Regions from separate parts of the Mus musculus genome. Here region 2 is linked to region 1. The links are chromatin loops, found by intact Hi-C in ENCODE. Cell type or tissue: left cerebral cortex. All regions are shown on one strand.

Region 1 (2,500 bases):
CTGACTGTTCCACTGTCGCCTTATTGTCCCTGGGGTGTCACAGGGCCCCGTGTACAGGCCGCCACAGAGTTGGAACCTGCTGGATTCCCTTCCCTGACCATGCTGACATACTAGGAGGGCAGATGACCTGACTCTTTGCAGCTATAGCGAGCTCATTTCCAATCTTTCCTGAAACCCACCGTCAGTGACACCAACATCCACCTGCCCCTGCTCCTGTCTGGATCCAAGCTCTGAGCTCTTATCTTGAATTTCAACCACTTTTGCTCTCTTCTTTTTCCCAACACTGGTTCCAAACTGTGCAGCCATAAGACAGAATTAGTGGGCAAGGGCGGGGTGTGAGGTGGGCAGGGGGGACGGATTAACCCTGACCTTTAGGAGATATACTGTGAGCAGTGGGTGAGTGGAACAGAGCTGTCTCCACATGTCTTGGCCAGGCCCAAACTTTTGAGTCATGGATTATAGCTTTCCACAGGTGGCTTTCTCCATCCAACCCCCGTGAGCCCCAGGATGGCGCTGGTAGAGAGGCTCCTAGCAGCTTGGCAAAGGAATAGAAGTCCCTATATCCCATGCCACCTTCCCAGGAAAGCATAAAGGACAGGACCCAGGAGCGTTTCGTATCTGTCACCCGGAAGATGGTCTGAAGGGCAGGTAGTAAAAGGAGATTGCAGAGTACAGAGAGGTCCTCCCGGTGGGCAGCTGGCTCGACGGAGGGCCTTCGCTTAGCGCCTCGTGCTGGCATAGCTTTCTGCCGAGCTGTAGCTCAGGCTCCGGTTCCGACTGCGGCTCCGGGAGCCCAGGCTGAGGCTGCGAGAACTGGAGCTGCGGCTGGTCCGCGTCCTGCTCCGGGTCTGGCTCCGGCTGCTGTGGCTCCGACTGGGACTCCGGCTCCGGGAGTAACTGCGGCTAGGGGAGCGGCTGCTACTGCTGCTGCTGCTGCTGCTGCTGCTGTACCAGGAGGAGGCGCTGCTGAGGCTGCTGGACGAGGAGGGGCTGGGTCGGTAGTAGGGGATGGGGCGTTTGCGGGCACTGTAGAGACCAGAGAAAGGAAGCATGAGGTTCAATCTGCTCTCAGGGAGCCCCAGTGCTGTTTCAGGGAAAACAATATCCTTCTATCCCCCAGTCTCTTAGTGAGAAAATGCAAACCAGACAAAACAAAAACAAAAACAAACAAACAAACAAAACCAACCCCCAACAAAACAACATACTCCACCTCTTCCCCCATCCCCCAACCCCCTGGTAGTTCCAAGACCAAAGAAAAGACTATTCTAGTGCTAGTCTATCCTGAAAAAGTGATAATGTCACTTAAAAAAAAAATCAACAAATCAGGCTTGGGGCTCAGAGTTCCCAGTTAGCAACAGTGTCTGCGTTGCCACTTTGATTGAAGTTTTGTTTCGCTATTTTCACTTTTACTAGAACCATCTATTCCTAGTAGGTTCTGTTTCTAGGCAGAAGAGACTGCTTTTCCACATGCTGTAGTATATAGTTTCTTTTTAAAAATAAGTTCATGGGGTGTGTGTGTGTGTGGGGGGGGTGCTGTGAAAAAGAACACACTGATTTTTAAGAAAATGAACTACATCCACGATCAGTTAGCCAAGCAGCATGGGTAACCAGTGGCCAAGAGACTCATGGATGCCTAGATGCAGGGAAGAGAGCGCTGTTGGTTGTTTGACCAGGCCCATCCATCACTCTGGGCCCCCTGTCCTTATTCTGCCTCCTGGTCCTCTTCAGGAAGGATACAATGTTGCTTCCAGGATTCCTGCTGGTCTCTGGGATGAGTGGAGATGGCTAGAAAGATAACCTAGTTTTTTTTTTTTAGAGGGGGGGGGTGGTATCCAGCCTTTCCAATCATTCTCCCAGGTTTCAAAGCTTGAGAAATTCAATTTCTTTCACAGCCTTTGCCCTCTCTCTGCAAACAGCGCTTCCCCTGAGACCTTAGCTGTCACAGGTCACACTTTCACCTCTTCTGACCACTGAGTCAATAATGATAGGACACAGTGTGTCCTGCGTTTAAATTTACAAAGCGAGGTCACCTCTTCTCGTTCCCTTTCATCTCCTCCACGTGACACTCTTGGGGAGTGAGGCCTTGTTTTGTGGGTGAGAAACAGCCTTAGGAGAGGAAAAGGCTCTAGGTGCCCCCAGGAACTCACCACAGCTCCATTTAAGCCTTTGGATATCCTGGTAACACTTGCATTCTCTGAACTTGGTTAAGGGTGTGATCACGAATAGTTTAATTTTAAGCTGGCATCTGAGTATTCTAGGGTATAGGACTATCTCCACTAAGGTCAGGCTGTACTACCGGGACAGCGCCCTGCCCTGTGGGAACAAACACCCCCTAGGCTACACACTAGTCCTCCAATTGGCCTATTGTCTTCTCTGCAGTCTCCAGGACAAGCTCTCTCGTTCCACATGCTATCCAGGTCCCTGCCCCACTGCAGGCCTAGCAGATTAGAAGCTTGGTAAGATTCCAAGGTTTTGAAACAAATGCCATCGTTTTAGGGGC
Region 2 (2,500 bases), 450 kb after region 1:
CGCACACCAAGGTAGAGTTCAGCTGGAAAGACCTCAGTGCCTGTCCTCAAGCTGGAAGAGAGGTGTCAGGAGCAGGCAGGTGGGAACCCTGAGCAGTGAGAATCTCCCCTGTGCATCTCTCCCCTCACATGCTCTGCCTTACCTGCCTTCCCAGCTCCCAAAGCTCCGCCCCCTCTTGCCCCCTGACCTTTGTACTTTCCGTTTCCTCAGTCCTACCCCTACTCCTGCGGAGCCTCTTAACTTTTCAGGTCGCTTCTCTTCCCTCCGGAAGAGCCTCTCAGACACATTCGTGTTACCCTGTGACATCTGCTTTCCGAGGTAATTAATGAACTGTGTGTAATTATCCATATTCCCAGTCTATAGGCTCTGGATAGACCGCTGCCTCTGAGAGAGCCCAGTCTTACCCTTGGGCTCCCCCTGCCTTGGGTGCTGTCTGGGTGGTCGACTCGGTGTGTCTTGCTCGATAACCTGCATCAAGCTGGCGATGCCAGGTCTGCACATTGCATTTCTCTGCTGAGTTTCTTCATTGGTTCTGTCAATAGCTGGAAGAGAGCAACACCCCCGACCTCAAAGGACAGAACGCAAATGGAAAGGGGCAGGCTAGGGAGAAGAGCTTCCTGTGAGGCACCTCCCAACAGTGTCTTACAGCCAGCTTTCTCCACCTCTCCCAAGAAGAGGTTCAAGCCTCCAACTGCCGTTTACACTCCTTATCACCCATCTCCAAGGGCATCTCAGATGGATGTGATGCCTTCTTAGATCTGAGCCCTAATGCCACAGCCCCCTCTCCATAGCTTCTCTCTGCTGTTCTTTCCATATGTCCCCAAGGCAATGGGGGTTGGTTGGTCATTACCGGCATCCTTCTGTCACTAGGCCTCCAACAGCGCATGCTCAGTCATGCTGTTTCCTCTATCCACCCATAACCTACATCTTCCTAGATCCCTTCATCAAATCCTCTCTATTCAAATGCCTACTTTGGTTTCTGCCCTTCCTCGCTGAACCCCCGTTGGCTCAGCGACACTCGATGAAATTCCATTCAAGCCCTAGAATGTCCCATGGTCAAGAGCTTGTGCAAACAGCTGTTCCAGAACTGACAGTTGAGAATCTCCTGTGGGCCTGACATCATGGCGGGTCCTCGGGGTCCAGACAGGAAACAAACAGAATGAGCCAGGAGCATTCAGGTCTTCTCTCAGAGAACAGGAACTCCTTCTCCCTCCCCGATGCCCTTCCTAAAGCAAAAGCAAAGGTTCCTCCTGCCCTCTGCCCTCTGCCCTCTGCCCTCTGCCCTCTGCCCTCTGCCCTCTGCCCTCTGCCCTCTATGGTGATTTTCAGTGCGTTTGTTTGGGTCTCCGGAGCATGCAATCATCTCTTGCACACAACTGAGTTGACTAGAAGATTGCCTTTTGCTCCTCCCCTAGATGGCGCTATAGAGCATTGTGAACTGTGAAAAGCCAACCTCTGACCGGAAGGCTGTAACTACTCACAGCCGCCCTCAAGAGAGAACCTATTGGGCCCTCATTCTTTAAGTCTGGGAGGTGACACAGTATATACAGCATTTGAAGGTTGACTAAAGAGGAGACTCCATCTAGACAGCAACGGGGAAGTCATCATTCATTCTGGGGTGAAACTTTTTAGAGACATAGCCTCTTGGGGGCCATCTATGCCTTCACCCATGATTTTAGAAGCCAGGTGAGCTCATTCATTTGCCAAGCTGGACCCTGGCAATTGTTTTTAGATCTGCTCTCCATGATCTACCCAGAGAGAAAGTGGGAATTTGTTTATGTTTACCCAGAAAAAGGTTCACAGAAGGCAGCACCCACTCTCTAGTCTCTCCATCAGTCAAATGGTGTCTCTACAAATTGGCAGGCCTCCCTTGGGTGGTACCACCCCTCCCCCTGACTACTACAGGATCACCCATGAAGAAGGTACCCCAAGATGGGGGGTGGGGGGGGAAGCGGGTAAAGAACTCCCTAATTAGTTTTGGCATTATCAGCCTCCAGCAGAGAAACCTTTAATAGATGTAAAGGATGGCGTACTTCTGCGTGGGACCTTCAAATTATCCCAGACAGCCAGCAGAATTTGAGCCAATACGGGGTGTGACGAGGCAGGCTGGCAGGGGTGGGTGCAGAGAGAAGGCAGCCAGAAACCTAATTAGCCAGGGCTGCTCACACCAAGCGGCTCTGTTCCCGGCTGCCTCCTGACGCATGACATGTTGAAAAAGAAATCATTAGGGGGGCTCCTTGCACACAGCTCCTTGTTAGAAACGCATCCTCGACAGCCCTAATTGGAAGCGGAGAAGTGAGGAGGAGGCAGAGCACGGGAGGAAAGAAGGAGGAGGGTGGGCAGCAGTGGATTGTGGGTAATGCATACACAAAGCAGGCTATGTCCTCTCTCTTTCCATTGAGGGGTGTGTGTGTGTGTGTGTGTGTGTGTGTGTGTGTGCACATGGAGGCCTGAGGTTGATGTTGGGAATCTCCTTCAACTGTTTCTCCACCTTTGTGAA

What was found. A loop is a pair of places that touch in the nucleus more often than their neighbours do. Peaks named below come from ENCODE experiments on the same cell type or tissue, not always from the same donor. Only the 100,000 strongest peaks of a DNase experiment are listed, where the experiment ranks them.
Region 2: it touches region 1 in a loop (3-fold over the local background); 1 of 42 quality-filtered maps calls a loop at or near these places.

Annotation. Positions count from the first base shown.
Region 1 is chr5:116,443,849-116,446,348 of GRCm38, forward strand. It overlaps Srrm4 (serine/arginine repetitive matrix 4), which reads right to left. Exons shown (of 13, transcript NM_026886.3): 13 at 1-1,026. The coding sequence ends at 720. The region is part of intron 2 of Srrm4os (serine/arginine repetitive matrix 4, opposite strand); the gene reads left to right. Among named protein-coding and RNA genes, the nearest start is that of Srrm4os, 6.4 kb to the left of the region's middle. In left cerebral cortex, a CTCF peak has its summit at 946 (motif pointing right); DNase peaks (open chromatin) are centred at 439, 814 and 1,516; H3K27ac peaks cover 1,119 bases.
Region 2 is chr5:116,893,346-116,895,845 of GRCm38, forward strand. No RefSeq gene overlaps it. Among named protein-coding and RNA genes, the nearest start is that of Gm42010, 14 kb to the left of the region's middle. In left cerebral cortex, a CTCF peak has its summit at 1,420 (motif pointing right); DNase peaks (open chromatin) are centred at 1,431 and 2,187.